Linked DNA regions of Homo sapiens: all the other regions are linked to region 1. Evidence: chromatin contacts called from ENCODE Hi-C data. All regions are on one chromosome and are shown on one strand. The core of a region is the stretch at or near the end of the contact, and the rest is flanking DNA. Distances in the headings are between cores, read along the strand shown.

Region 1 (4,039 bases), core at 656-3,155:
AAGTCCCCCCACCCGCCACGCACCATCACATTTCCAAGGTGGCTTCTGAAGGCCTCCTGGTGCGAGGGTACTCAAAGTGGGTGCCCTGCTATATTCTCCCAGGGGGAACGGAAAAGAAGGACGTGTTTCCCCGTAATCCATCCACCCCCAAAAGAGCGCTGGCCACACCGGTTTCAGTGTTTGGCTCCAGTGGCCTGGATGTGGGGGTGGTGGATGACAGGGAGAGATGACTCCTTCCTTCCTCCCTCCTGTCCCGTGGCCTCCTGGCAGCCTTTGAAGTAAAGGTCTCAAACTAGCTGACTGTATTTGGGCCCAGATGGGGTATGTGTGCAAGTGCACGTCCGTGCGTGTATGTGTGTTTAAATTAGCACCCTGTAAAAATTGAGAGATTTTATTTAACGTGAAATCTGGGTTCTGCCTTCCCCGTAGAGCTAGATGAATACCAGCCAGCTGGCCTCACCACACAACAGCCAAGGTTATATGATTCAAAGCACTCTTTCAAATTCTAGATATATTTTGTGTAGTGTTACTATCACCCCCATTTTACAGATGGGGAAACCGAGGCACAGAAGAGCTGAGACACGTCCCTAGGATGACATGACTACAGGTGGTGAAACTCGGCAGCGAGCCCGAGTGCTTTCCTCCGAGGCCCGTTCCCGTAGCCGCTGGAGCACCGCTGCCTCTGCTGGGAGGCTGCTGCCGGCTCGTTCCTCCTGCATCTCTCTGTTAAAACGTTTGCTTATTAACATTTTTCCATGTGCTTTTAAAAAACATGGCTAGTTCTGAAAGAGAACCAGTGTGTCTGCAAGCTGGAGAGGAAGGAACCATCGCACACACTTGGCAAGCGAAGGGTCCGGGAGTCCTGGTCACCGTGCAGCGATTGGGAGCCTGCATTTTGCGGCAGAATCCTGGATTCTGCTTTACATCCCTGCGGACAGAGAGCACCCAATAGAGCCTTCGGCACCTCGTTTTGTCCTTTTTCTTCTTTCACCCCCATCTCTCACCCTGGTCCTGGGAAACTGAAATAATGTCCCCCCTCTGACCTCCTCCAAGGCCCCCTTCCTGCCTCCTCCTGTTATCAGCTGGGGCTCCTGCCTCCCCTCTTCGTGAACATTCTTACTCTTGCATTTCTGGGTGGCGTTTATGTGAGGGCAGTGAAACATCATCCACAGGCTGGGGTCGTCTGGTGCGGGGGCCGTGACGACAGTCGCTTGCTCAGCGGGGGGTCCCAGCCGATTTGCAGAAGCCAAGGAACTAGGATCAAAACCCTGCTCTCCCTTCCTTCGGCTTCAGCCTGCTCCCTTGGTTCTACCACGGAAACCCCTACGAACATAAAATAAATTTGTACCGCCAGGTCCCTGGTGTTCAGAGCAGGTGCCCCTGATTGCACGAGTCTGGGGTCCGCCCGCCTCCCTCCCAGACCGGACTCCAGGCCGTGCTGCGCCGCGGAGCGAGGAGGGAGCCGGGCTTCGGCGGTGCCCGCGATGGGCGCTAGGGGGCCCCCGCGGAGCTTGGAAGGCGGCTTTGCTGTAAATCCCAGCCCTCTGCGCTTTCTTCCGGGTAATAAATTCACAAGGCTTGTTTTTTAACCCCCACCAGAGGTTAAAATAGTTTCATAAAAAGTTTTGGTAAATTCATGGGTAACTTTTGAGGTTATGTGAGGTTGTTGTCACACAAAAAAAAAAAAAGAGAGAGAGAAAAACAGAGCCTTTCTTCTCTGCTCCTGCAAGATTGAGGCTTGGCGCCGGCGGGGGCGGAGGGGGCCCGGGCTTTGTGTTCTTCCAGAAGCATCCACGTGGCTAGGCGGCTCTCCAGGCCCCCGGGCGCCCACCCACCAGGGTAGGGGGGTCTCGGGAGCGCCCAGCCAGGGGTCCGCACCCACCCCGCCGCCCGCCCGGGCACCCTGCAGCCTTCCCGAGGCTTCGCTGAGCTCGACCCCCAGCCCAGCTCAGCCCAGCCCGTGGGGCGAGTGGGGTTCGGGGCTCTGCGTTGATCGCTTCCTGCCATGCCCGTGGGAATAAAGCAAAAGTTACAGCCCCTGAGTAGGGGTTAAAAAGAACTTTATCAGATTGATAAGCTGGGAGACAGGAGGAGGCAGAAAGAAAACAGCGCAGTTAAGGGAGGGGGCGTCGCACATTAACTATGATTCAGACTCCAATGCACTGAGTTCATTTTTCAATCTGCCTTTAGGTAGGGGAAAAAAAATAAGGAAATTATGGAAAATTGAGAAATAAACATCTCTGAGAGTGCTTTGCACCCGGGGGTGCTTAACGAACACTTAATAATTTCAAACGCTAGTACTTAGAAAAATGGCTTTTGTCCGTTCCCGGCACGCCAGGTGCCTCCTAGCAAAACCGGAAAGCTGAAAATGACTGAAAATGATCGCTAATGTCTATGTGGAGGGTGGTACAAAAATCACTTGTTCATGTCCTTTGGAAGTTAAGGAAATAAGCAAGCCAAAATTTTAAGAGTTTTAGCAAGGGAAAAACCTTGGAACTGAGCTTGCATTTCTTTTCCTCAACGTATGAACTTGGGCAAGACTCCTAATTAGGACAGGGCTGGCCACACATCACCTCCTGACCCCACGGGGCCATACTGAAAATTAGATGAGGAAAAACATTTGGAGGAAACTCTCAAAATGCTACTGCAGGAAGCAATGGTTGTTTTTGGAGCAGATTCCCCATGCTCCCTGCCAGCAGCCAGCAGTGGGGTGAGGGCCAGTGTGAACTATTTACCTAGAGGACGATGGGGTCCCTACAAGAGCACAGTATTGCCAGGGAGGCCTCTGGGACGAGTTGGAGCTTGGAGGATTATTCCAGTTTCGTCATTTTCTCAACCTGGAGGGCAAGTCTCACCCCGGCAGGAAGAGCACCATAGGCATGCATGTAGCACAAACTCAAGGGCCCAGAATGTACTCCCGAATCCCTACGAGCTCCCTGCTGGGGAAAGTATGGACCTGCACCATTCACTGCCTCCCTCCTTTGGCTTGAAGACGTCTTGTCCAGACCTGGGGGGAAAATTCAGTGTATGCTCACCCCTGCCACCTCCCAGCCATGATAACCACACACTGTAAAGTCCTTTGTAGTTCACACAGCACTTTCACAGTCACTGTCTCATGTAACTTGAGCCTCTCCTCAATCTCAAGGGCAAATGAGTCAGGTATTCCTGGACAGGCTTCATGGGGTTCTTGGGCACCAGATTAAATGAATTATGGACTCAGAAACTCCAGCCCCATTCTACAGATGAGGACCTGAGACAATGAGAAGGAACAAATTTTGCCCAAAGAACTAGTAAAAGTCAAGACTCAAACCAATTCCTCTAAATCCAGAAAGCAAAATTATTTATCCTGTACCAGCCTTGGCCTCAAAGGAGGCTGAGAGAGAAAGGGAAACGTTAGGCTTTCCAAGGTTAATGGAGTAAGGTGGTTGAGGAGACTTTGGAGTGTCTGGCATCAGAAGGAGCAGATTCTTCTTTAAAAAAAACAATAAAAACAGAATTGTGTTCTCAAATTCTAGCTAGATGTTGAGACCTAACCTCTTTCTCTCTGATTAAAAGGGAGGTTAGGAAGGGGTTTAGGCAAGTGTTAAAGATGGAATCAAAACAAGACTTTCTCCATGGCATGATCAAGAGGCTGGAGAGGGAGTTGAGAGGAGAATCACCTTCCCATTATGAGTCAGTGTCACTGAAGGTTTCTCTCTGTAGCCCCTAAAGTTACTTCTCCCCTAGGTTCCACTCACACCTTAGTTAGAATTAATCCTACAGGCTCATCTGCCTCCAAACCAAAAGGGCCTGGCCCCTTGTGAAGACCAGGCAGCAGGTGGGTGTCGGGGAAACAGACCCCGCAAGGCGCACCTGGTGCCTCCGTGATTTTGTTGAGAGTGAGTCTTGCCTTTTGTGTCCCATTTGTAGCCTGTTGAGTTCCATCCCTGAGATCCTCATTTTTCTTCCTGCCTCATCCACTGATTCTATTTGGCTACTGGTTCCAGCACGTTGCATAGGAAAATTCCAGAACAAAACTCAGGATTCATTTGTGGCCCTC
Region 2 (4,039 bases), core at 659-3,158, 550 kb after region 1:
TCGCCCCTAAGTCCCTGAATATTTCATTCAGGTCAGAAATGGACTGTACAATCTGGCGAATCTCTCGTTCCCGCTCTTCCACCATCAGTGTGTTCTGCTCCACCAGAACTAACTGGTCCTCTGTAAAACCCTAGCAAGACAGTGCACAATGTGTTGGATAGATTGTTTTCCCTCTCAGGAAAGCTATGGTATACTTGTTTAGATATAATTTAAAGACAATGAAAATAATTTAAAGAAAATGAATTCTGAAAATATTTCTACAAAGCACAGTAAGCACTCATTTTTCCCTAACAGGAAAGATTCAAATTCCCTAAACCAGCAGGATCTAAAGCTCTGAGGCCATAGCAGGGAAGACAGAAGCCCACGTCTGCCAACTCCACAAGGGCAGATAAACAAAACCCCCGGGATAGCCCTCTGTTTCTCTGGGCTCTTCCTAAGAAGGCAGGGTGTTGACCACTTTCCCAAAGGCTCTGGAAAGCAGATTACAAGGTCTCCCTGTGGCCTTTGGAAAGGAAGAAACAGTACGGCTGTTCTTCCACCTGCTGCAAAACAACCTGATGAATATACAAGTCAACTGTATCAATCCACTGACACTGCACAGAAGATCGAGGTCTAGGAGGTGAAAGATGCAGAATGGGGTGCACAGACACAGCAATCAGCTTTGCAGCCCGTTCACGTACCCGATGGTAAAGAGTGTTATCGTCTCCATCATCCATTAGTGGTACTGATGTGTCGAAAAAATGCTGGGATCTTTCCTCTCGATTCTTCATGCCTATCACAGATAGGAATTCATTTTACTTGAATATGTAAACCATCCTGAGTATTGTTCTACCATTAAAAGGGGGAATTCTAGAGTAAACTCCAACAGTCAAAATTGAGATATTCTTAGCCGCTTTAAAGAAGCCTATCTCCAATGGGGGTGGAGGGAGAGTAAAGGATTACAAACATACAACAATATGCAGGCATTTGGGATTACTCAAGACAAAAGTCACAGTGTAAATGTGCACAATTCACTTGATGCCAAGATAAAAATGACACAACCATCTGAGAATCTCTAAGTGAAGCAGAAATATTTAATCTAACTGCTGTTACAAAACATTTTAAAAAATCAGTATTTCTCTCTAGAAGCATCTCTAGTATGAATTCCATATGGCCCTAATCAAATTTTGGAAATAATAAAATTAAAATACAAATATGCCAGTTGTCAGAGGGAGGGAGAACTAGGTTTTTTGGAGTATGTGGGGACTTTATTGATTGCAAGGGCAATTTTAAAAAACCCAGTTTACAGGGTGATTAGAATGAGAAGAGAGCTGAAATCTGGCTTTGCACTATTTGGGAAGAAAAGGTCTGCTGGGTGAAACCTGTGGTGCCAGCAGAGGAAGTGTTTCAAGGACCCTGGGGAGGTTTTCTCAGGTGCTCTCAAACACTTTGGTTGTTATGCAAATATGTGGCTTTCAGTAATAACAACTGCTTTTTACCTATTGAAGAGCAGCTCTCCCAAACCCCAACATCCAGAAAACAACAGGTTTTTAAAATGTGCTTGGTTGATTTTCAAATTCTTGCAGCTTGACACAAAACAAATTTTGTTTGCTGAGATGCTGAACTATCTTGGTGCCCTCCCCCAGCCTTGGTCGGTACCCCACGCTGTGCCTTCATTCCAAGCCAGGGTTTCACATGGGGAGGAGGCTTCCCTTTACTGTACAAGGTATGAGCATGTTCAAAAGCTAACAATGAAAGGTACTGGACTAAATGAAAAAATAGTGGCAAAAAAGAAAACATAAAGTGCTTTTCTTACTCAAAATCCCTTCACTAGGCCCGGGCAGCACTCACGTTTGAGGTAGCCTGACTGTGCGTGCCGGAAGCTGGTGGAGAGTTCCTGCAGGGCCTGCGCCAGCGAGGCCACCACGTTCCCAAGCAGCCGCCCCTCCTGCTCGGAGCAGGCCCGGGCCCGGCTCGGCAGGGCCTGCACGGCACGCTGGCACCTGTGGAAGAGCTAAGAGAACAAGCCCGAGGCTCAGGGCAAGCCTGGGAGAGAAGCCCCTCTGCTAACACTGCCACATCACAAGCCAGAGTGAGAAGTGAGAGGCTCTGTTCACTCAGTCTGGTTTAGAGAAAGGTGAACAGATAAAAGGAATCTGTGGCTTCATTTATATACACAGAAAGATTTCACTAGATTTCAGCTCCTGCTATGTAGGGCCTGCTGTGTGCCCAGCTGCTCACATATCATCACGTTAGACAGGCTGAGTATCCCTCATCCGAAATGCTTGGGATTGGCAATGTTTAGGATTTCAAATTTCGGGAGATTTTGGAATATTTGCAGAATACCTACTAGTTGAGTACCCCAATCTGAAAATTCGAAATCCAAAATGCTCCAATGAGCATTCCTTTGAGTGTCATATTGGCACTCAAAAGAAAGTTTCAAATTTTGGAGCATTTTGGATTTCAGATTAGGAATGTTCAACCTGTATTATCATATATCATATTATTATTGCATTCCTCTCATTTAATCCCTAACAAGCATCCTATGAGGATGGTACTATGATTATTAGTCCCATTTTACAGATGAGAACACTAGAGTCAGAGGGATTAAATGAGAATCGTGTAACTGTTAAACTGCTAAGAGCCAGGGTTCCAACATTCCAACCCCCCAGGGCTTTTCTCAAAGCACCACACTCCTCTGATAATTAGCACCCAGGAGACTTCAGTAAAAAATGTAAACACTGAGGTTTCAACACTAGTCCTATTATTTTAAAATTAATCAAATTTAATATTTATAAAAAATTTTTTCTAGGATACTAAGTTGTTTTTTCAATTATGAGGACTATAATTTAGCATTGAAATTTCTTAACACTAGTATACGATATTAGTTATACATTTTAAAATCAAATGATTGAACTCGATAATGTTTGAAATTTCATATTTACTTAATCCGTCCACAGCAGTTATCTGCCAACAATTGAAAAACAGTCCCCATACCTCCAAGGCCTCACAGGTACCTACGCTGACAGCTGGAGGACTTCAGGGCCTCTTGAGGTCCCTCTGAGAACTTCAGGTTGGGAAATGACTCCAGGAGACTGATTCTGAGTAACACTCTAGTTTCTGAGATTGCCATGAGAAGGCTCGCTGGTTTCCCCAGGACTCACTTGCACTCCTCACCTGAGTGATCTCTTGGGTAGTTATCTCAATGGCATGTTCCTCTTCGCTGCTGTCATCCAGGGTGGGTCTGTTTAAATGCTTGTCATGAAGGCTGGCCAATTCTTTCATCTTCTGCTTAATCCGGCCAACATCATACTGAATCTAAGCAAATGAAGTCACAGAACTCCACTGATGCCAGGCAGGCTATGGTCTGCCTCCATCAGCTACACTCAGCATACAGAATTCGGTCTTCAGCAAACTTGTTGGCTTGCTGATGTGTGAGCAGCTTTTAATTCAAATTACCAGAAAATCACATTCTTCCTTGTTGCATGGGGTTTCAATTTCTTCCTATAATTCAGGTAGTTACTACCAATGTTAAAACTACAGCTAAAATCATTAACACACACATAGACAACTTAACCTAAAGCTAAAGTATTTCTAGAAATATACATTCAAGTGTAGCCAAATTCGTTTATATGACAGATATCTTAAAATACATTGTCATAATTACTTAAAAAAACAAGATGCTATGAAACTAACATGGAACTTACTTCATCCACTCCATCCACCCACTTAGGAGGTGGCCGTTTTGTCACACCAATCGCTGCTTCTGGATCTAAGCTGATGCCTGACACCAGTGCCATACGGTCATCAGCAAGCTACAGGAAAGTAAAGGGACATGAAAAAAATTATTCTAATCCAATTTAGATACAAATACTCTTACTCTCTCTTAAATGTTACTCCCTGAAAAGATACAGAAAGGAGTGAATGTTTACTCTCTCTTAAATGTTGCTCCCTGAAAATATATAGAAAGGAGTGAATGCACTTGCCTGTATTATAAACTTGCTTTTGATAACTGCTAGGATTTGGATTGTTTTCCTATCTTTTCATGCACCAGCTCTTA
Region 3 (4,039 bases), core at 540-3,039, 530 kb after region 1:
AATGTGGACACCTCCACCGGCCCGTTGTCTTGTCCCACCAGGAAAAACTCCACGGTGACCGTCTTCTTCTCCAAGCGCCGAGAGGCACCTGAGCGGTGGGTGAACAGCGGGAAGGCCCGGGCCAGGGCACAGGCGGAAGCAAAGACCTCCGGCTGCTCGCAGACCATCTGTGGCACATAGGGAGACGGCGTGAGGGGTGCAAGGGCCGCCACCAGGGAGTGCAGGGAGCTGCTCTTTGAACGCCTCCGGAACATCAGCTCCCTGGCAGGTGACATCTAGACAGAGATGTCCCACAGCAGCCGCCACCCCATCCCTCAGGTCATCCCCGGAACCATGGGACCACCATTGGTCATGCTCCAAGAGAAATAACACATTGGCCACCAGATGTCAACAGCCTGACCAGCCATGAAAATGAGGGACAGAGGGACAGACACAAAGTGGGCCTCAGGAAATCTAGGTTTGAGTCTCTGATTTGCCACCAAAACTGATCTGGGGCAAATCCCCGCGTCTCTCTGGACCTGTTTCCCTGTCTACAGAGCAGGGATGATAACGTCCACAGCCCTCTGGGCGTGCGCTGCAGTCTGAGCAGGGCTGTGAGCTCCCCAGGCCCGAGCTCACCGCTGCCCGACTAGGAGCACCGTGGCTGCCTCCTCTCGAAGCACTCACCACAATGCAGCGATGCGCTCCGGGCGGCAGGCAGGTCCGCACCAGCCGCGTGATGAAGTGGGCGGCCGAGGGGCTGTTGTGCCGGCTCACCCTGCAGGGCAGGGCAGCCACGGTGGCGTAGTTCAGGTAGAGGGGACAGCTGTCCGTGGGGTTGGGGTTGAGCGTGCTCAGGGCAGCCTGCCAGAGCTAGATCAGAAGGGAGAGACAAGACACAGAGGCTTCAAACAGCGGCCACGTGCCAGGAGGCCCTGCCCTGCAGCCACGGCCACAACCACTCCTGCAGTCCTGGAAGGGCACTGCGCAGCTCCCGGCCACCGTTTTCCCATCCTTAGGGAGATGTGTCGCCTCTCTGCAGAGCTAACTGTCTCTAGGCTGGCTCGCATCCCCCTGGTGGGATGAAGCCACCAAGCCTGGAAGGGCCAGGCTGGGGGCTGCTTTGCTTCCAACACTCGGATAGGGCTTAGGCGGCTTCCACCAGAGAGGGGGCAGGGGCCAGGTGTCCCCAAGGAAAGGCAGCTGGGGACACTGCCATGGGAACTTCTGGAAGCCAGGGCCTGTCGCCAGGCGGGGCCGACGCGCGGCCCTGGGAGCGGCCACGTCTCCCCCCCCGCCGTCCGCAGGTGTCGCGGCCTCGCGGGGCGCAGGGCTGGGCTGACAGGAGGACCACCGCGCCGCACCGGCGACGGGGCCTGGGGCTGGGCCTCCGCGGGCGAGGACTGGCCTGGCGGCTGAGCCCTTCAGGGAGGCGGCCCGGCCTCGTTGGGCCCGGCCCGGCGGCGGCGGGGGTGCGGCGGGCGAGGCGGGGCCTCCGCGGGCCGCCCGGGCCTGGGCTTCCGCGGCGCGGGTCGCATGGCGGCCGGCGGCCCGCTCACCTCCTCGGTGACCCGGGGCTGCAGCTTCCCGCGGACGTGGCTCCAGGGCACGCGGTGCAGGTGGTGCAGCTGCCCGAGCAGCAGCAGGGGCCGGCTCTGTGGGTCCGAGTCCCCCGCGCTCGCCTGGAACTGCAGCCCCACGTTCGCCATCTTCCTGCCGGCCCACGCCCCGGCCCTGCCCGGCCCGGCCCGGCCCGCCGCTCGGCCCCCTTCGCCCCGCTCCGGCCCGGCCTCGGCACCGCCCCGGCCCTGCCCGGCAGCCCGCGGGCCCCGCCTCCCCCGCCGCTCCGGGCTGCTCGCGAGACGTGCAGGGCCCGCCCGGGGCGCGAGGGGGCGCCGGCCAGGCCGGGCGGAAGGGTGCGGGCAGGCCCGGCCGGGCAGGCCCGAAGCCGGCCCCGAGCAGGCCCTGCCGAGTAGGGCCCGCGCGCCCGGCCTCCAGCGGCGCCGCCCCTGGGCCTAGCGGCCCTGCCCAACACGCGGGGCGACGTGGCCCGCCAGGCAGCGCCTCCCGGACGGGCCTGGCCTCCAGTGGGGCCTGGGCCGACGTAGGCCCAAGCCCACCCGACGCAGTTCCGCCCGGTCAGGCCTCAGGCTGGCCCCAAGCAGGTCCCCCGAGGTCCCTTAGCAGCTGCTTTTGATCCCCAGGGACCCCGCACCCTGGCCACCCATCAGTTAGGCCGGAGGGGCCCAGTGACTCTTGGACCTGAGTCAGGTCCTTTTGTCCCACTGCCTGGCATGGTGGGTACAGCGTGGACGGTCACTTCCTCCTCACTTAATCGGAGGTTCCCTGGCGTTTATCAGACCCCGCTCTGCCAGGCACTGCCCTGGATGTGAGAGGGTGACAGGGACGTGGCTTTCCATCCAGGGCACTGCTGCTGGGATGGCCAGTTACAAATCCAGGCACTGCCTGGCTGCATGGGGGGCCTTCCCGCCCACCCCTTTGCAAGAAGGGTCATCTGGCACAGTCTAAGCAGGAAAGGAGGGACGAGATGAGACGAGGAAGGAGCAGGGTGACCTGAGTCACCTCAGTCGCCTTACAGGGGAGGAAAGGCCATCGGGGGTGTGGGGCAGGAGCCGGGTGGTGGAGGAGCCAGGGGTGAGCCTTGAGTGGATGGTGGAGGCGGAGGGTCCCACCCACAGGGTCAGATGCAAGGGTCAGGGAATGACGATGCATTGGGGAAGCTCCACCCAGGAGTCATTTAAAAGCAAAAATCTGTTACCCAACATCCTGATTGCTCAAGGGCCTTTGGTTGGTACCCTCCTCTGTTACCTCCATGTAGTTCCATAAGCCACTCCTGTTATTTTGAGTTTCTTCTTCATAACCAGCCTAAAAATGAAAAAAAAAAAAAAAAAAAAAGAAAAGAAAAAAAGAAAAAAAAGCACTGTCAACTCCCTGGCGTGGTGTGAGAGGTTTTCCACCACTGACCTCCCAGCTGGCCCCCTAGCTCCCTAACTTGTAGCCCCGGGAGCCACAAGCCAGGCTTTCACCTTCCCTGTCCACAGGCTCCAGGTCTGTCTGCTCAGCTCTGAGCCATGGTCCCTGGCCCCTTGGAAACACCACAGACTAGAGCTTCAGCATCCTGAAGGCAGGTCTTTTTGACTTTTTGTTGTTTTTTTTTCCTCCAGTTCCTGGCACAGAGCAGGCACTCAAAAAAAAAAAAAAAAAAAAAAAAAAAAAAAAAAAAAGCTGTTGAATGACTGAAAGGCATTCCTTTGAAACCCTCAGCTTTCCCGACATAAAAGTCAACGCTAATTGGATCTTATTTTCTTCAAAAGATTTTACAGCAGCTGAATGTTTTCACACATTGGTAAAGGGTACTAACAGTGTGTATGAAGATCTCTCACTCTTTTTTCTGTTTGCAAATACGTTGCAGACAGGCACACGGCACTCCAGAGGACTGAGACAGCTGGAGGATCTTCCTAGAGGGTGAGAGACTAAGGCCATGCCCTGACAGATGTAATAGGACTTCCACAGGCGAAGAGATTGAGAAAGAAGGCCTTCCACGTGGGAGAAGTCCTGGGAGGAAACACAGACGCAGAATATGTCCAGCAGGCTCTGAAACCTGTGTGGTTAGAACAGAAGGTTCCTGGAAAATAGGAGTGGGTGAGGAGATCGACTGGGGAGCCTGGCTCACTCTATAGAATTTTGCAAACTGAAGAGGGATCCAAGAAGCATTTCAGAAAGCCAGATCTAGCAGGTTTGTGTACAAGGAGTTGGAAATGAGATAAACTGTTGGTGGAGAGGTCATTTTGGAGATGTTTTTCTTTTAGAATTCTTTCATATTTAAGAATAGACTGAATAACCCTGACAGTCCCCAGAAAGGATGAACAAAATGATTCAATTCAACCAACATTTGTTGAGCACTTAGTGTACACAAAGCAAGAGAAAACGTTAGATGCTTGTTAAAAGCAAATATTGGTGATTCTGGTTTTAAGCCACCCCCGAATTGAAGAAATCCAAACTAAACAGAACGCTAAGGAATTATTCCACTTCAAATGCC

The links. Hi-C counts contacts between places; a loop is a spot of excess contacts on that map. Pooled maps may share reads with other maps.
Region 2: a loop to region 1 is called in a pooled map, with 5 times the contacts of the local background. The contact joins two enhancer-like sites. A Hi-C loop is called at or near these places in 4 of 50 pooled maps.
Region 3: a pooled map shows a loop between it and region 1 (3-fold over the local background). The contact joins the promoter of NPEPL1 here to the enhancer-like site in region 1. A Hi-C loop is called at or near these places in 5 of 50 pooled maps.

What each region holds. Positions count from the first base shown.
Region 1 is chr20:59,220,142-59,224,180 of GRCh38, reverse strand. The region is part of intron 4 of ZNF831 (zinc finger protein 831); the gene reads right to left. Among named protein-coding and RNA genes, the nearest start is that of ZNF831, 58 kb to the right of the region's middle. RefSeq lists a silencer at 1,520-1,589. Within about 2 kb of position 1,905, at least 11 of the 41 ENCODE cell types and tissues checked have a DNase peak (open chromatin) inside an H3K27ac peak, as active enhancers do.
Region 2 is chr20:58,667,245-58,671,283 of GRCh38, reverse strand. It overlaps STX16 (syntaxin 16), which reads right to left. Exons shown (of 9, transcript NM_001001433.3): 3 at 3,687-3,794; 4 at 3,157-3,297; 5 at 1,831-1,993; 6 at 681-772; 7 at 1-130. It overlaps STX16-NPEPL1 (STX16-NPEPL1 readthrough (NMD candidate)), which reads right to left. Exons shown (of 23, transcript NR_037945.1): 3 at 3,687-3,794; 4 at 3,157-3,297; 5 at 1,831-1,993; 6 at 681-772; 7 at 1-130. Among named protein-coding and RNA genes, the nearest start is that of STX16, 18 kb to the right of the region's middle. RefSeq lists enhancers at 1-639, 640-1,297, 1,298-1,953 and a silencer at 1,330-1,469. Within about 2 kb of position 1,908, at least 2 of the 41 ENCODE cell types and tissues checked have a DNase peak (open chromatin) inside an H3K27ac peak, as active enhancers do.
Region 3 is chr20:58,690,550-58,694,588 of GRCh38, reverse strand. NPEPL1 (aminopeptidase like 1) reads right to left here and starts at 1,789. Exons shown (of 12, transcript NM_024663.4): 1 at 1,539-1,789; 2 at 667-852; 3 at 1-167. The coding sequence starts at 1,688. It overlaps STX16-NPEPL1 (STX16-NPEPL1 readthrough (NMD candidate)), which reads right to left. Exons shown (of 23, transcript NR_037945.1): 9 at 3,362-3,555; 10 at 3,027-3,184; 11 at 2,809-2,865; 12 at 667-852; 13 at 1-167. RefSeq lists enhancers at 1-210, 1,651-2,356 and silencers at 1,274-1,363, 1,384-1,463, 1,494-1,653, 1,664-2,153.